Linked DNA regions of Homo sapiens: region 1 is linked to region 2. The links are chromatin loops, found by intact Hi-C in ENCODE. Cell type or tissue: transverse colon. All regions are shown on one strand. Each heading gives the region's core, and the rest is flanking DNA. Links, peaks and the distances in the headings are about the cores only.

Region 1 (10,944 bases), core at 1,711-9,710, 59 kb before region 2:
ATGCAAGATGAATAAGTTCTGGAAGTCTAATATATAGCCACATGACTCTAGTTAACAATACTGCACTGTATACTTGCAATTTGCTAAAAGGATAGATCTTAAGTATTCTCACCACAAAAGAAAAAAGAAATGGTAACTATGAGAGGTGATAGATCCATTAATTAGCTTAATTATGGTGATTATTTGGATATCCATATATCAAAACATCAAGTTGTACACCTTAAACATATGTAATTTTTGTCAGTTATGCCTCAGTAAAGATGGGGAAAGTGAAATGGGTGGAGGATTTTGAGAAGTACAGGAGCATGAAACAGTGATAAATAAAAATGCAAACTTCTCCACTATAAACCTAATCAGGATAGGAGTTTGGTGTGGTTGAAAACAATGTTTATGCAAATTTACAAGAAAAAAACAACTCCATTAAAAAGTGGGCAAAGGTCATGAACACTTTTTGAAAGAAGACATACATGTGGCCAATAATCGTGTGAAAAAAAGCTTAACATCACTGATCATTAGAGAAATGCAAATCAAAACCACAATGAGATACCATCTTACACCACTCAGAACAGTTATTATTAAAAAGTCAAAAAATAACAGATGCTGGTGAGGTTGCAAAGAAAAAGGAATGCTTATACACTGTTGGTGGGAGTGTAAATTACCTCAACTATTGTGGAAGACAGTGTGGTGATTCCTCAAAGAACTAAAAACAGAAATACCATTTGACCCAGCAATCCCAATACTGGGTATATACCCAGAGGAATATAAATTATTCTATTACAAAGATACATGCATGTGTATGTTCTGCTTTATTTTATTTTATTTTATTTGTTTTGTTTTGTTTTGAGATGGAGTTTTGCCTCTTGTTGCCAAGGCTGGAGTGCAATGGCACAATCTTGGCTCACTGCAGCCTCCACCTCCCAGGTTCAAGCAGTTCTCCTGCCACAGCCTCCTAAGTAGCTGGGATTACTGGCACCTGCCACCATGCCCAGAAAATTTTTATATTTTTAGTACAGACGAGGTTTCACCATGTTGGTCAGGCTGGTCTCTAACTTCTCACCTCAAGTGATCCACTTGCCTCGGCCTCCCAAAGTGCTGGGATTACAGGCGTGAGCCACTGCACCCGATCTGCATATGTATGTTTATAGCAGCACTATTCACAATAGCCAAGACATGGAATCAACCTAAATGCCCATCAGTGATAGACTGGATAAAGAAAATGTGGCTCCAGTGGCTGAGGCGGGAGGATCCCTTGAGCCACATATACACAATGGAATACTATGCAGCCATAAAAAAGAATGAGATCTTGTCTTTTACAGGAACATGGATGGAGTGGGAGGCCATTATCCTTAGCAAACTAACGCAGAAACAAAAAACCGAATACCACATGTTCTCACTTATAAGTGGGAGCTAAATGATGATAACACATGGACACATAGAGGAGAACAACAAACACTGGAGCCTTTCAGAGGGTGGGGGGGTGGGAGGAGGGAGATGATCAGGAAAAATAACTAATGGGTACTGGGCTTAATACCTGGGTGACAAAATAATCTATACAACAAACTCCCATGACACAAGTTTACCTATATAACAAACCTGCACATGTACCCCTGAACTTAAAATAAAACTTAAATAGAAAAAGAAATAATGTCTATTGAATACCTACTATGTATTTGGCATTTAACAGGTTTTTCTTATTTAATCCTCATAACAGGTAGTTAGATAGGTATTATTGGCCTCATTATTTTATTATAGGTCAATAAAGTGAGGCTCAAAGGGCTATAAAATGTATTCACAGATGACAGATGAGTGGAAGACCTGGAATTCCTACCCAGATCTGACTTCAAGGACAAGATTATCTTCCTGTGATAATAATTGCCTCCTCTGAACATTTGCAGTTATTACTGTCTGTGCTGTTCATCATTGCGATGTGGGGTTTTGTTTTTGTTTTCGAGACGGAGTCTTGCTCTGTCACCCAGGCTGGAGTGCAGTGGCACAATCTCAGCTCATTGCAACCTCTACTCCCTGGGTTCAAGCGATTCTCCTGCCTCAGCCTCCCAAGTAGCTGGGATTACAGGCACCTGCCACAACACCTGGCTAATTTTGTATTTTTAGTAGAGTTGGGGTTTCACTCTGTTGGCCAGGCTGGTCTCAAACTCCTGACATCAAGTGATCCACCTGCCTCAACCTCCCAAATTCTGGGATTACAGGTGTGAACCATCGTGCCTGGCCCATCCCAATGTATTTTATTACTTTATGACTTATTTGAACCTTCCTTCAGGCTAAGGTTCAAATGGCAGATTAAGCTCTCAGGCATGCAGTGCCTTTCACAATCTGACTCCCATCACCTTTCCAGCCTCTTCTCTTCCCACTCCAAGCCATCCTTGGTGTCACAGCAATGAAACAAATTCCGATTAGAACTCCTGCTTCAAAACCTTTGCTCATTCTGTTATTTTTGTGATAAAGTTCAAACTCCTTAACATGTTACCTACCTTTCCTAACGACCTACCTTTCCAGAATCCACCCCCATTCCAAATACCCTGAACTTCAGCTGCATCAAACAAACGCACCATTCTCTGTGCTATTCAACACCTCCCAATCAATCCCCATGTGTTCTACCTCAGCCCTCAGAAAGAAATGTCCCAACTTCCCCTATCTCTACACAAGTTCTTTCTGCTCCATAGAATGCACTTTCCCCTTTGCTTGGTGAAAATTTTTTTTTAAACTTTGTATTGTGTACCAAATATCACATTATTGGTGGAGCCTTACCAACCTTCCTTATGGCATTTTATTGTCCTGATTTGTAACTTTTTTGTTTGTTTGTTTGAGACACAGTCTGGCTCTGTCACCCAGGCTGGAGTGCAGTGGTGCTATCTTGGCTCACTGCAACCTCCACCCGCTGGGTTCAAGGGATTCTCCTGCCTTAGCCTCCCTAGTAGCTGGGATTACAGGCATGCGCCACCACGCCCAGCTAATTTTTGTATTTTTAGGAGAGACAAGGTTTCACCATGTTGGCCAGGCTGGTCTTGAATTCCCGATCTCAAGTGATCCGCCCTCCTCGACCTCCCAAAGTGCTGAGATTACAGGTGTGAGAAACCGCACCTGGCCAGATTTGTAATATTTTTGACCATCTACTTTTTCCTTTTTTTTTTTTTTTTGAGATGGAGTTTCACTCTTGTTGCCCAGGCTGGAGTGCAATGGCGCACTCTCGGCTCACCACAACCTCCGCTTCCCGGGTTCAAGCAATTCTCCTGCCTAAGCCTCCCGAGTAGCTGGGATTACAGGCATGCACCACTACGCCCGGCTAATTTATTGTATTTTTAGTAGAGACAGGGTTTCTCCATGTTGGTTGGGCTGGTCTCGAACTTCCGACCTCAGGTGATCTGCCCGCCTTGGCCTCCCAAAGTGCTGGGATTATAAGCGTGAGCCACTGCGCCCAGCCTTATTTTTCCAAGAGTCCATCAGCTCCCCAAGGATAAAGAAATGGACACATTCATTCAGGTGTCATTAGAACCTGGCATACAACATATGCGCAATAGATGTCATGATGAGTGAATTAATTAACAATTCTTCTTTGAGTCTAGTATACCCCTCATTTTTAACATTAATTTGTAACCCAAAGGCCTCATAATAACCAGTGAAAATTTCATAAGAAAACTTTTCTCTGCACTCTTTCTACCAAGGCAACAAAAAGAAAAATATCACACACAAAGAAATACTTGAGGCTGGGCACCATGGCTTATGTCTGTAATCATAGCACTTTGAGAGGCCAAGGCAGGAGGATTGCAAGAGCCTGGCAGTTGCAGACCAGCCTGATCAACGTAGGGAAACTTTGTCTCTACAAATAATTAAAAAATTAGCCGGGAGTGGTGGTGTGCCCCTGTAGTCCCAGATACTTAGGAGGCAGAGACAGGAGGGTTGCCTGAGCACGGGAGGCTGCCATGAGACATCATCATGCCATTATATTCCAGCCCCAGCAACAGAGCAAGATCCCGTCTCAAATAAAGAAAGAAAGAAAAATACTTGAGTAAGTGGAAAAATAAACCATATTTTTGAAGGAGAATCTGGTTAGAATAAAGATATTATCAAAGTAATTGCTCATGTAGATTCCATCAAATTCTCAAAGAGAATTTTTTTAGGGGTTCATTTTTGTTTTCATTTGGGCCTTGCAAGATGATTTTAAAGTTTATCTGGGTGTTCATTGTACAATTCTTTCAACTTTTCTATATTTGACTTTGTTTTTTTTTGGAGGTGGAGTCTTGCTCTGTCACCCAGGCTGGAGTGCAGCAGCTCGATCTCGGGTCACTGCAACCTCCACCTCCTGGGTTCAAGCGATTCTCCTGCCTCAGCCTCCCAAGCAGCTGGGATTATAGGCGCTTGCCACCACTCCCAGCTAATTTTTGTATTTTTTGTTTGTTTGTTTGTTTTTTTGAGATGGAGTCTCGCTCTGTCACCCAGGCTAGAGTGCAGTAGCATGATCTCGGCTGACTGCAACCTCCACCTCCCAGGTTCAAGCGATTCTCCTGCCTCAGCCTCCTGAGTAGCTGGGACTAACAGGCGCCTACCACCGCGCCCGGCTAATTTTTGTATTTTTTTTTTTAGTAGAGATGGGGTTTCACTATCTTGGCCAGGCTGGTCTCGAACTCCTGACCTTGTGATCCATGTGCCTCAGCCTCCCAAAGTGCTGGGATTACAGGCTTGAGCCACTGCACCCGGCCAATTTTTGTATTTTTGATAGAGATGGGGTTTCACCATGTTGGTCAGGCTGGTCTTGAACTCCTGACTTCAGGTGATCCGCCCACCTCGGCCTCCCAAAATGCTGGGATTACAGGCGTGAGCCACTACGTCCCACCCAAATTCCAGATTTTAAATAATTATATGTAAAAAATGAAATTAAAAAAAATTAGAAGGAAACGTGTAGGTATTTAATTCTAAAAAGGGATAACTTTCTAAGTACAAATGGAAAAAGAAATAATAAATTTCAGGATTTTTGCAAAAAAAATTTAACTTCAATTTATCAGTAAGAATTGAAAGTTAAGGCTGGGAGCGGTGGCTCACGCCTGTTATCCCAGCACTTTGGGAGGCCGAGGCAGGCGGATCACGAGGTCAGGAGTCTGAGATCAGCCTGACCAACATGGTGAAACCCCGTCTCTACTAAAAATACAAAAATTAGCTGGGCGTGGTCGTGGGCGCCTATAATCCCAGCTATTCCGGAGGCTGAGGCAGGAGAATCGCTTGTACCCGGGAGGCGGAGGTTGCAGTGAGCAAAGATGGCGCCACTGTACTCCAGCCTGGGCGACAGAGCAAGACTCTTGTCTCAAAAAAAAAAAAAAGAAAAAAAGAAAAAACAAAGTTAAAAAGAAAAAGAAAAAAAACTTGGAAATAGGACACATGACACATGAATATACTATTCCTTTATATCAACCTTTACAAATCAGAATAACACCGTAGGCAGGCCACGGTGGCTCACACTTGTATGCCAGCACTTTGGGAGGCCGAGTGGGTGGATCACTTGACGTCAGGAATTCGAGACCAGCCGGGCCAACATGGCAAAACCCCATCTCTACTAAAAATACAAAAATTAGCCAGGCATGGTGGCGGGCACCTGTAATCCCAGCTACTTTGGGAGGCTGAGGCAGGAGAATCGCTGGAACCTGGGAGGCAGATGTTGCAGTGAGCCAAGATCACACCACTGCACTCAAACCTGGGCAACGTAAGCAAAACCTCGTCAAAAAAAAAAAAAAAAAAAGAGAGAAGAAATACATATATACATATATATATGTATATATATATGTATATATATGGAGACACTAGGAACACGAAAAATATTTCAAATATTCAATTCAGTGAAAAAAAGCAGAATATAAGTGGTTATATTTATTAATTGCAACAACATAGAAATATGCGTATATAGGAAGTCAGGTGCAACTGAAAATAGTTGTGGATTGTAGTTGTAATAGGACTGGAGGTGGTTTTTTTCTCCCTCTCAAAATTGTTTGTAGTTTTTAAAAATTATCATTAAGAAAATTATGGGCTAAAAAAATGGGCTGAGTGGGGTGGCTCACTACTGTAATTCCAGCATTTTGGGAGGCTGGGTAGGAGGATCACTTGAGGCTAAGAGTTTGAAACCAGCCTTGGCAACATAGAGAGATCCCCATCTCTACAGAAAAACCAACTTTTAAAAATTAGCATGGCCTGGCCGGGCGCGGTGGCTTACGCCTGTAATCCCAGCACTTTGGGAGTCCGAGGCGGGCGGATCACAAGGTCAGTAGATCGAGACCACGGTGAAACCCCGTCTCTACTAAAAATACAAAAAGTTAGCCGGGCTTAGTGGCGGGCGCCTGTAGTCCCAGCTACTCGGGAGGCTGAGGGAGGAGAATGGCATGAACCCGGGAGGCGGAGCTTGCAGTGAGCCGAGATTGCGCCACTGCATTCCAGCCTGGGCGACAGAGCGAGACTCTGTCTCAAAAAAAAAAAAAGAAAAAGAAAAAAATTAGCGGGGCCGGGCACGGTGGCTCACACGTGTGATCCCAGCACTTTGGGAGTCTGAAGCGGGCGGATCACAAGGTCAGGAGATCGAGACCATCCTGGCTAACACGGTGAAACCCTGTCTCTAATAAAAATACAAAAAAATTAGGGGGGCGTGGTGGCGGGCACGTGTAGTCCCAGCTACTTGGGAGGCTGAGGCAGGAGAATGGCGTGAAACCGGGAGGAGGAGACTGCAGTGAGCCCAGATCACGCCACTGTACTCCAGCCTGGGCGACAGAGTGAGACCCTGTCTCAAAAAAAAATAAAAATAAAAATAAATTAGCAGCCGGTGCAGTGCCTCACACTTGTAATCCCAGCACTTTGGGAGGCTGAGGTGGGCGGATCGTTTGAGGCCAGGAGTTCAAGACTAGCCTAGCCAACATGGTAGAGCCCCGTCTCTACTCAAAATACGAAAAAATTAGCTGGGTGTGGTGGCAGGCGCCTGTAATCCTAGTTACTCAGGAGGCTGAGGCAGGAGAATTGCTTGAACCTGGGAGGCGGAGGTTGCAGTGAGCAGACATTGCACCATTGCACTCCAGCCTAGGCAACAAGAGTGAAACTCCAGGCCTGGCATGATGGCTCACGCCTGTAATCCCAGCACTTTGGGAGGCCGAGGTGGGCAGATCACCTGAGGTCAGGAGTTCGAGACCAGCTTGGCCAATATGGAGAAATCCCGTCTCTACTAGAAGTACAAAATTAGCCGGGTGTGGTGGCGCATGCCTGTAATCCCAGCTACTCGGGAAGCTGAGGCAGGAGAATCGCTTGAACCCGGAAAGTGGAGGTTGCAGTGAGCCGAGATTGCGCCATTGCACTCCAGTCTGAGCAACGAGAGCGAAACTCCGTCTCAAACAAAAAAACAAACAAACAAACAAAAACAGCCAAACTCTACCTCAAAAATAAAATAAAATTAAAAAAAAAATTAGCCATGTGTGATGGCAAGTGCCCGTAGCCCCTAGCAACTTGGTAGGCTGAGGAGAGAGGATTCCTTGAGCCTGGAAGTTCAAGGCTGCTATGAACTATGATCATACTACTGCACTCCAGCCCTGTCGACAAAGTGAGGCCCTGACTCAAAAATAAATTGGCCAGCAGTTGCTCATGCCTGTAATCACAGCACTTTGGGAGGCCGAGGCAGGCAGATCACTTGGGTCCAGGAGTTCAAGACCAGCCTGGGCAACATAAGGAGACCCAGTCTCTACAAGAAATAGAAAAATTAGCCCAGCTTGGTGGTGCACACCTGTAGGCCCAGTTACTCAGGAGGCTGAGGTGGGAGGATCGCTTGAGCCTGGGAGATGAAGGCTGCAGTGAGCTATGATGGTGCCACTGCGCTCCAGCCTGGGCAACAGAGGAAGACTCTGTCTCAGGAGAGGCGCCACCTTTACAAATTTATGACCTGCTTTTAGACAAATACGGGGATGGCAGAGAGTTTTCCTTGTATTTGCTTCTTCTCAATTGTCTTCAGCTCAACATAGTTAATATGCTGAAATGGCATATTTTGGTGTGACATATTCTGCTACCCTTCCAGCTGTATTTTTTTTTTTAAGAATTCATCCTTCACAAAATAAGGTCTTTTCCTCCTTCACATTATAATGTATCCCTTTGAACATTATCTGTAACTTTTATAAAGCTGTTAATCACAGAGTTTCTAAACCTCAGCACTATTGACATTTTGGCTCAGATAATTTTTTGTTGTTTGTGTCTTAATCACTGTATGTTTAGCAGGATCTCCGTCTCCACTTGCTAGGTGCCAATAACATCGCTTTCCAAAAGTTGTGGCAACCAAAAATTTCTCCCCATATTGTCAAATGCTCCCTGGGGCTGGCGGGCAAAATTGCCCTTGATTGAGAACCACTGCGTTAAAGGAAAGTCAATGGCATAAAATGAGAGCGTGTAGCTGGCTAGTTATGCCCTTATTTTACCACGAGAGGTCTCCCTAGACCCCATTATAGTTCTAATCTGGACAATACAGGGCTAAGGGCGCCACCAAATAGATTGTTATGACTTGGTGGATGGTGACAGTAGGTTTACACACTAAAGCAGTTGATCAATCTCCCATGCAGAAGAATTCCAAATAAATTATGTAACTACTCTACTGCAAAGGAGGGGACTATAACTCCTCACTCCTTAAGTGTAAGCTCTGCATGGTGACTTCTGTCCAAAGAGTATGACAAGGACTGGGAGGAGTCACTACAGTGGGGGAACCTGACAATCAGCCAGGTGATCCAGGAGAACATCAACACTGATAAATCATATTGATAGTATGTACCCTTGATATGATGTCATGAAAATGGCACTTTACCTCTGTGTCATCCCCCCAAAACACACATGACCCCAGTCTAGTCATGAGAAAAGCATCAGACAAATCTTAATAGAGGGGTGGCCTGCAATATACCTGATGAGAACTTCTCAACACTGTCAAGACCATCAAAACTGGCTGGGCGCAGTGGCTCACGCCTGTAATCCCAGCACTGTGGGAGGCCGAGGCAGATGGATCACCTGAGGTCAGGCATTCAAGACCAGCCTGGCCAACACAGTGAAACCCAATCTTTACTAAAAATACAAAAATTAGCTGGGTGTGGCAGCGAGTGCCTGTGGTCCCAGCTACTCAAGAGGTTGAGGCAGGAGAATCGCTTGAACCCAGGAAGCGGAGGTTGCCTTGAGCTGAGATCATGCGACTGCACTCCAGCCTGGGCGACAGAGCGAGCCTCTGTCTCGGAAAAAAAAAAAAAAAAGAAAAAAGAAAACAGCATCAAAACCAAGGAATGTCTGAGAAACTATGACAACCAAGAGAAGCCCAAGGAGACATGGCAACTAAATGTAAAGTCGTCTCCTGGCTGGGATACTGGAGCAGAAAAAAGGACATCAGGTAAAAACTAAAGAAATCTGCATAATTATAGCAAATGTGCTACACTAATATGCAATATTAATAATACAGGAAACTATGTCAAGGGCAGGGTTATATGAGGACTCTATATGCTGTTCAGCTTTTCAGTAAATCTAAAACCACTCTAAAATTTGTCTATTAATTTTAATTTAATTTTATTTTATTTTGAGACAGATTCTCACTCTGTCACCCAGGCTGGCATGATCTCGGCTCACTGCAACCTCTGCCTCCTGGGTTCAAGCAATTCTCCTGCCTCGGCCTCCTGAGCAGCTAGGATTACAAGTGCCCGCCACCACGCCCGGCTAATTTTTGTATTTTTAGTAGAGATGGGGTTTCACCATGTTGGCCAGGCTGGTTTTGAACTCATGACCTCAGGTGATCTGCCCGCCTCGGCCTCCCAAATTGCTGGGATTACATGCATGAGCCACTGCGCCTGGCCTAAAATGGTCTATTAATTTTAAAAAGCATCTGATCAAGTACTGCCTTGGCAAAATAAGCAAAGAAGCCTTTAAAATGATGAATTTCCTAGAATTCTGTTTTTTTTTTTTTTTGACTTAGTTCTCATTACATCACCCAGGCTCGAGTGCAGTGGCATGATCATAGCTCACTGTAGCCTTGCATTCCTGGGCTCAAGTGATTCTCCCACCTCAGCCTCCCAAATAGCTGGGACTATAGATGTGTGCCACCACGCTTAGCTAATTTTCTTATTTTTATTTTTTGTAGAGATAGGATCTTGCTGTTGCCCAGTCTGGCTTCAAGGGATCCTCCCATCTTGGCGGCCCAAAGTGTTGGGATTACAAGTGTGAACCACCACGCCCGGCCTTAGAATCTTATTGCTGATCTCAAGGGAATAATTTGGTGACTGTCATGTGAAATGCCACCTTCACAAACAAATCCATCTTCTCACTTTATGCAGCAGTATCAGTTAAGAAAAACGAAGATTGACACCAAAGAAAAAAAACTTTGAATAGAATAAAGAAGTCCAACTATTTTTTTTTTTTTTTGAGATGGAATTTCACTCTTCTTGCCCAGGCTGGAGTGCAATGGTGCGATCTCAGCTCACTGAAACCTCTGCCTCCAGGTTCAAGCAATTCTCCTGCCTCAGCCTCCTGAGTAGCTGGGATTACAGGCATGTGCCACCATGCCTGGCTAATTTTGTATTTTTAGTAGAGATGGGGTTTCTCCATGTTGGTCAAGCTAGTCTCGAACTCCCAACCTTGGGCGATCCACCCACGTCAGCCTCCCAAAGTGCTGGGATTACAGGCGTGAGCCACCACACCTGGCTTTTTTTTTTTTTTTTTAGATGAAGTCTTGCTCTGTTGCCCAGGCTGGCGTGCAATGGCTCCATCTTGGCTCACTGCAACCTCCACCTCCTGTGTTCAAGCGATTCTTCTGCCTCAGCCTCCCGAGTAACTGGGATTACAGACACACACCACCACACCTAGCTAAGTTTTGTATTTTTAGTAGGGATGGGGTTTCACCATGTTGGCTAGGCTGGTTTTGAACTCCTGACCTTAAGTGATCTGCCCACCTCGGCC
Region 2 (8,000 bases), core at 1-8,000:
CTCACCATGGAGGGTAGAAGAATGTTACAGATAAGGTTGTTTGGTGTTGTAACAAACACACAAGATGGAAAATCTATGTTGCTGCTATTAGCTACTATTGATTGAACACCTTCTTAGTTTCTATGTATATATAGATATATATATAGAGAGAGAGAGAGACAGGGTCTCGCTATGTTGCCTAGACTGGTCTCAAACTCCTGACCTCAAGCAGACTTCCCACCTCAGCATCCCAAAGTGTTGGGATTACAGGTGAGCCACCACACTGGTCCTAAAGACTTACCCTTTTTTTTTTTCTTTTTTTTTTTTTTGAGATGGAGTCCCACTCCGTTGCCCAAGCTGCAGTGCAGTGGCGTGATCTCTGCTCACTGCAGCCTCCGCCTTTTGGGTTCGAGCAATTCTCCTGCCTCAGCCTCCCAAGTAGCTGGGATTACAGGCATCCGCCACCAGGCCCGGCTAATTTTTGTATTTTTAGTAAAGGTGTGGTTTCACCATGTTGGCCAGGCTGCTCTCGAACTCCTGACCTGACCTCAAGTGATCCACCTGCCTCAGCCTCCCAAAATGCTGGGATTACAGGCATGAGCCGCCGCACCCAGCTGAACACTTTCCTCTTTATTGAGCACCTACTGTGTGCCAGGAACTCCTTTAGGTATTTTACTTACTCCATCACTTATTTTACAACATCCTTTCAATGTGGGGATTAAGGCCATAGGTTACCAGGTTACCAAGAAGCCAGATGGGTTCAGATTCAGATCTGCTCATGTACTTTTTGCTACCGCTTCGCAGTGTGGCCTAGGTTCTTTTGGCCTTGCCTATTTTATGGTCTTACTCAGTAATCCTTGTGGCAAATCCCACCCTTTCTTCCCTCCTGTCATTTCCTTTGCCTTGGTGAATCCTTCTCCTTTCCTCTCTCTCTATTCAGTTCCTACCCATTCTTGAAGACCAGTTCACATCTTTTTTTCTTCTAGTGAGTCTTCCTGGCTTATAGGATGCTCTGAATGTCTGTAGAACTCACTCTCTGGTTGTTCATTTGGAAATTAATGACTGTCTTGTGGTATGGTCTGTGTTGTTATGGTTGCGTGCACTTTTTATGTATAATTGTCTTGCTTCCTAACAAGATTCTCAATGTCCTGGAGTCATAGATGCTCAGAACTTTGTGGCTGGAGGTACCTTTGAACCTGGAGTTTCTAGTTCAACTCCTCATTTTACAGATTAGGAAACCAAGGCCCAGAGAGAAACTGAGGGCCTCTTGATTTTGCACTTTGCCACCTCCCCCGACACACCACTTTGCACATAGCTGGTGCACATAGCCCTGGGAGAGGGCTGGCATCTGGAAGATTGACAGTGTCAAGCGCTGTGATCTTGGGCAAGACTGTTCATCTCTCTGGCTCTCCCTTTTCTTCATTTATCCAAATGAGTGCAATAGGTTAGACTGTCTTTAAAGTTCCTTCTACTTCCCCCCTGCGTCTTCTGAGTCTAATGTAGTAGCATAAGATGATATGAGGCCATATAACATAGCAGCTCGTGGTATAACTCCGAGCCCAACCACCTGGCTTATTCATTTAGTAGCTGTGTACATTAAGTAATCCCTCTGTGTCTTTTTTTTTTTTTTTTTTTTTTTGAGACAGAGTCTCGCTCTATCACCCAGGCTGGAGTGCAATGGCACGATCTTAGCTCACTGCAACCTCCACCTCCCGAGTTGAAGCAATTCTCCTATTCAGCCTCCCAAGTAGCTGGATTACAGGTGCCTGCCACCACATCGGCTATTTATTTATTTATTTGTTTATTTCATTTTTTGTAGAAGATGGGGTTTCGCCATGTTGGCCAGGCTGATCTCGAACTCCTGACCTCAGGTGATCCACTGGCCTCGGCCTCCCAAAGTGCTGGGATTACGGGTATGAGCCACTGCGCCCATCCGCCTTTGCGTCTTAATGGCCTCACTGGCAAATGGGAATAATAGTAATATTAGATACCTGATAGGATTTTTGTGGAAATTAAATGAGGTTATTGATGTGAAGTTCTTACCACAGGGCCTGGCACGTGATAAGTGCTCAATAAATGTTGGAAGCTAGTGTTATTCTATGAATAGTCACTAAAGAAAACCAAATGGAAAGTGACAGAACTAGGGCCTGGCACCCCAACAAGCCTGGCACTCTTGCTTGTTGCCCTTGTTTTTGGAGAGTCTCAGCAGTTGCCCTTGAGCCCTACAGTTGTCATCTGTCGTCTTTTGAGGCCTCTCCTCATGGAATCGCTTGTTCCTTATCCCAGGGGGACCAGCAGGTCTCAGGAGGTGATGAAATAGCAGCAGCACCTTCCACCACAGCTTTCTGGGGCCTTACCTGCAGGCAGCAGCGAAGCCTCTCTAGAATGTAAATGGAAAAGCCTGTCCCTGCCTCCTTCCCTTTTAGTCTGTCAGGTGGTTACTGTGCCTCTGACCCACCCGAGGACCTCAGTTGGCTGTGACACAGCAGCCCAGGCGGCTGGAAGAGAAGTCCCTGGCCTGGAGAGTGAAGCTGGAGCTGAGAGTTGCTTGTCAGTTTGATTCCTTCTGTGACACTTCGGGTGGGGGGGAATCTTTTGAAAGAAACCACTTTCTTTATCTTGAAAGAACAAAACCAAAAGAGAATCTCTGATAACCTTTGTTTCCAAAGCACTCAGCAAAGCTGCTGAGAGGAGGGTTTGACCTGGTGACCCAGAGTATTATCTCTGGGGTAAGGGCTGCCCAGCCAAGGGGAGCTTTAGCTGTTTCCCTCCTCTCCCTGGCTTATTGCTGGTGGCTGGACAGTGAGTTGGAGGAGGAGGGGGAGAGGAAGAGAGGAGGAGATGGCTCTGCCAGCTGCCGCTAGAAACAACAACATCTAATCAGTCCATAAACTCCCTCCCCTCCAGACTACAGTGATGTCAAGAGGTGGAGCAGGTGGCACTAGTTCTCCCCTCCCCTTTAGCCCCTGACACCTTTGGGTCTTTGAAGGGGTAAATTATGATCATCAAAAGGAAAATTCTCTATCTTTGGGGGCCCAGGAGCTCCTTTTCCTTCTTGTTAGGGTTGGCTCCACCAAGAGCAATTTTCTGTTTCCTCATTTATCTGTTGGGAAGCTAACTGTGACCTTAGCGTCCCAGCAGATAAATGAGGAAACAGAAAAGTGTTTCCTCACCAAAACAAAAAATCCCTGAGCAAACCCTCCTGCAGAGGGCCCTGTCATTTATTCCACATTGTGTGAGCTCCTCTTACGTGTTAGACCCTGGGAATTACAGTGGCAAACAGATGCAAGCTTTGCCTTCACTGAGCCTGTCACACGGTACCCTTTGGTTCCTGGAAGACCCAGCACCTGAAAAAGCGGTTGGTGGCAGCAGCAACAAGGATCTCCTTCCTGAGCCTGGCCCCTAAGGTTATCCGGGGCAGCTGAAAAACCAGCATTTCCATAGTGCTTTCCATTCAGTTTGCCTAATTTTCATGAGAGGCTGAAGTGCCTTTTGTTTCCCTGATGGTCCCTGTCCTCCCCTGCAGAGTCGGCCTGAGCTAGCCCAGCCGAGTCGGGCAGCCCCTTGTTCTCTGATGCATCTTTGGAGGAATGTCTGTATTCTCAGGACCAGGCCTCTCCCCACTGGGTGGGGGCTGCTTTGTTTACATTCCTGACCTTCTGAAAGCTGCCAGCTTTATCCACAGCTGGCCTTTCCCCTTCAGATGCCAAATGTTCCAAACGACAGGTACAACTCTGAGAGGGCCGTTAAGGTTCATGCCAGAAACATTCACCTAGGAAGCCTGAGGAGAGAGGAAGCCAGTGAAACTAGACTTCATGGAGCTTTTTGAAGCTCGAAGCCCCCATATTTCTTGATTCTTCCCGCAGCGGGAGAAAAAAAGAAAAAACACAAAGTGTGTCTGTGTGGGAGGAGAGTTCCTCCCTGTCCATCTCTTTCTCTATAAAAACAAGAGGCCAACCTGCTCTGAGCATCGTGGGGGCAGGTGCTGGGTAAATACACGAGAAAGGAAAGCCAATAAGATAAGGTCTGACAAATCTAGGTCACCCGGCTGCTGCCAGGTACCTGTGTGACTGGCCACCTTGAAACTGACAGGAGGAGTATGGACTTTTGTTCGAGGCTCAGCCTGGCTGATTTCTCATGTCTTTGTTTATTTATTCAGTAAACATTAATTGAGTGCCATTATGTGCCAGGCCATGTGCTAGGTGTTGCAGGTCCCTGTGTGCCTCTGACAGGCAAAATCTCCTCCTGGATCCCAGGCCTGTAACCAGGGCTAAAAAAAGAAATGACTTCATTCAAAAGCCAGTTGGTTCACTAACTTCCAGAGTAGGGGCAGCCAGTCCCTTGGTAGAAGGGAGGGGCTGTTTGCAGTCTTGATTCCCTGTTTTTTGGGCTAGATCCAAAGGTCTGCAAAACTTTTTCTATAAAGGCCAGATAGTATTTTACGCTTTGCTGGACATAGGGTCTCCACTCAAATCTGCAGCCACAGAGAATATATAAACAAATGAGCATGGATGTTTTCCAGAAAAACTTTATTTGCAAAACAGGTGAAAGGCCCAATTAGGCCCTTGGACTGGTTTACTTAACCCTAGGTAAGATGATTAGAATGACTGTTGTGAAATGGGTGTTGGAGAAATAGGTTTCTGTGATTTCAAGAGGAATCTCAAACCAGCATGGTGGCTTGTATGAAGAGTGTAGGGGTTGAGGCACTGTGCTAATTGACAAGGTCTTAATTGACACCCTGGTGAGAATTCTATTCCATAGGCCAGACTTCAGCCCCAGCCGTCTAGCACCCACAGGTTCCCACCATAGGTTACAAGGTGATCAAGCCAGATAGGGCACATAGTTTCCTACAGTGTCATCACTGTAATGGGAAGACAGTGTGGGGCCCTGCTGAGGAGAGTCTGTGGCACCATTTGAAAAGCCTTGAATGAGGGTCAAGCCACCTCTGCTCCAGACCTGGCTTTGTGCTAAATTTTCAGTGTGGCATTGAGCAAGTCACTTAACCTCCCTCATCACCCTGCATATATTAAATCCTACTGTATGAAGCACTGGGGATACAGAAATGGATACAAATACAGAAATGGATGAAATTCTCTTTTTTTTTTGAGACAGAGTCTCACTCTGTTGCCCAGGCTAGAGTACAGAGGCATGATCACAACTCACTGCAGCCACAACTTCCCAGGCTCAGATGATCTTTTCACCTTAGTCTCCTGAGTAGCTGGGACTACAGACATGCGCCACCATGTCCGGCTAATTTTTCTATTTTTTGTAGAGATGAGGTTTCTCCATATTGCCCAGGGTGGTCTAAAATTCCTGGGCTCAAGTGATCAGCCCGCCTTGGCCTGCCAAAGTGCTGGGATTGCAGGCGTGAACCGTGCACTTGCCTGGAATTCTTGCCCTTAAGTAGCTTATGATCTAATGGGGAAGGCAAATAGATAAACAGTGATAAAATGTAGTGAAACACAGTCATTGTTTCACTGTAAGTGATTGTTCCAGATGTTATGAGGGTAAAGAGCAGGATGAATGTTTACTAAGATGAGTGTTTAGAAGCATTTACTAAGTGGACAAGAAGACGAAGACAAGAGGAGTCCATTCTGAGCAGAGACAGAGAAACATGACACGAGGCCAAGTCCAGGGACCACAGGGAAGACAGATGGGGAGTCTGTGCTTTAGGGAAGCAGGTCAGGGTGGATCATGCAAGGCCTAGAAGGCCAAACTAAGGAGTTTAGACAGAGTTCTGGATGCTGTGAGGAGCTGCTAAAAGGTTTTAAGCAAAGGAGTGATAGGATTTTATTGAGATTGGATGAGAATAAAACATAGCCTATTTTGGAAAATCAACTTCTTTAGCTTCTGTAAACCATGTATCCTTGAGCTTTGTGTGATTATACAATGTTGATGTTGTGGAGTAGTGGGCATTGATAACATGCCATAGCTGTTTAAAAATAGTCAGGCTGGGTCCCTCCTTGGTGGTGCCTTCAGCTAAATAGCAAGCAGGTAGATCACTGGCAAACAGCAGGCAGTCATAACTCTAAGAAGAGGGCCTTTGTTAGTTCATGGAGGTCTGGGGGTTTGCAGGTCCTGGGCCCTCTGTCTCATCTGACACTCCTGGCTTCTTGAGTAAGGCTCCCCAAATCATTGAAAGCGGGCAATTGCAACTCCCTGTTGATGAGTTTTTCTCTAAATTTAAAGAGAGAATTCAGTTGCAGAATTCCAGTGGCTTTGGTGTAGCCATGAGGTTTGGAATACGGCCAAGTGAAGGTGGAAATAAGTAGCTTCTGCAGTCTTTATGTATTTAGAGAATCATTGAAACAGGCATTGGAAAATGGGGATTCTTGGACAGTGATTCCCAAATCTGACAGTACATCAGAATCACCTGAGATACAAAGGCAGATTGCCAGACCCCACCTCACAGATTCCTTTTCTGAGGGTCTGAGAGTGTTGTGGAATCAGGGCCCTGATGGCCGAGGGAAGCAGGTCACCTAGGACACAAGATTTAAGGAGACACTCACTCTCAGAGTTGTACAGTACAGGGTCAGCACCCCACAAACAGTGCCTCCTTAAATTTCATGTTCCAGCCTTCTGGCTCGCCTGACCCTAGTCCCAGACCCACTGGGGATCTGTATTTTAACGAGTATCCCTGTCCCGGTCTGATGTAACCAGTACTAATATTTGGGAGCCACAGCTCTAGGACAAGCGTTCTCAGTACTTGGAAGATACACGTGCTGTCCCTAATGTCCGCTGCCTGCCATCCAGCACTTTACACTTGTAGTAGTTCCCTGGAGGTCCAAAGAGTGGTTTTGACTGACCTTTATTTGAAAAAGGAAACAGCTCTTTGGAGGCCTTCTTTTAATTATCCTAACAATAGCCATCATTTTACTGGGTGTCTACTAAGGGGCAGGCATTGTGCTAGGCATGTTATATGTGAATCATGTCTTTTGCCTCAGACTAATCCAAAGAGAGATGTACTACTGTTGTCTCCATTTTTAGATGAGGAATGTGAGGCTCAGACAGATTGAGTTGACCAAGGAGACCCAGCTAGGAAATGGCAGAACCAGAATTTTTTTCTTTTTTTCTTTTTGAGACGGAGTCTCGCTCTGTCGCCTGGGCTGGAGTGCAGTGGCGCGATCTGGGCTCACTGCAAGCTCTGCCTCCTGGGTTCACGCCATTCTCCAGCCTCAGCCTCAGCCTCCTGAATAGCTGGGACTACAGGCGCCTGCCACCATGCCCGGCTAATTTTTTGTATTTTTTAGTAGAGACGGGGTTTCACTGTGTTAGCCAGGATGGTCTTGATCTCCTGACCTCGTGATCCGCCCGCCTCGGCCTCCCAAAGTGCTGGGATTACAGGTGGGAGCCACTGCGCCCAGCCAGAATTTTTATTTTTATTTTTTAATGATTCTGATTTTTATTATCAGGTCAGAACAAATGAAATAGCAGCAAAACGGTCTGTCATATATTCTGGTTTTCACTGGTCCTCAGGCCAGGCAGGCTAGAATGTAAATTCAGGCCTGATCTCAGGGTCTACCATTAAGTGCTGTATCACACAACCTATTTCTTGCTTTGACTAAACAGAGGAACCCAACACAAGCCCTTCCATTGGTCCTTCTCAGACTGTCTGCCTCGCTTTGAAATCTCCAGGTAACCCCCTGTTCCTGGCGTCTTACACTGGGACCAAACATGGCACCCCAGATTGCTTCGGCTTGTTTCTTTGCTGTTTGTTTCAATAGGGTTTGCTGGCCCATCGAGCCATGGCACACAGAGGAGGGGCACAGGTGGCCCTCAGCAGGGGCAGAGAGTTATCCTTCCTTAAGCTGTTTGCTGATTAACTCCCTTCTCTGCTGAAACCAGACAAGAGGAACTCAAGAGTCAGCAGGGCTCAGAAGCCCCAATTAATGTGTAGTCCAACTGGGTCAGGGGGAGTGACCCTGTGCAGTGGCCCTTTTTTGTTTTTTTGTTTTTGTTTTATTTTCCCCAGGAGCATGTGTGCCCCCACCTTACTAGAGTAGAGTTCCGCACACTGGGAG

What was found. Peaks named below come from ENCODE experiments on the same cell type or tissue, not always from the same donor. Only the 100,000 strongest peaks of a DNase experiment are listed, where the experiment ranks them.
Region 1: it touches region 2 in a loop (16-fold over the local background); 2 of 110 quality-filtered maps call a loop at or near these places.

Annotation. Positions count from the first base shown.
Region 1 is chr17:59,302,713-59,313,656 of GRCh38, forward strand. No RefSeq gene overlaps it. Among named protein-coding and RNA genes, the nearest start is that of YPEL2, 23 kb to the right of the region's middle. RefSeq lists a silencer at 8,276-8,570 and an enhancer at 8,553-8,622. In transverse colon, for the core only: a CTCF peak has its summit at 8,466 (motif pointing right); no DNase peak of the experiment used is centred there.
Region 2 is chr17:59,363,018-59,371,017 of GRCh38, forward strand. The region is part of intron 2 of YPEL2 (yippee like 2); the gene reads left to right. MIR4729 (microRNA 4729) reads left to right here and starts at 3,066; the gene lies at 3,066-3,137. RefSeq lists enhancers at 2,635-3,404, 3,405-4,174, 6,625-7,126, 7,127-7,626 and a silencer at 4,731-5,025. In transverse colon, for the core only: no CTCF peak of the experiment used is centred there; a DNase peak (open chromatin) is centred at 4,024; H3K4me3 peaks cover 1,197 bases; H3K27ac peaks cover 7,920 bases.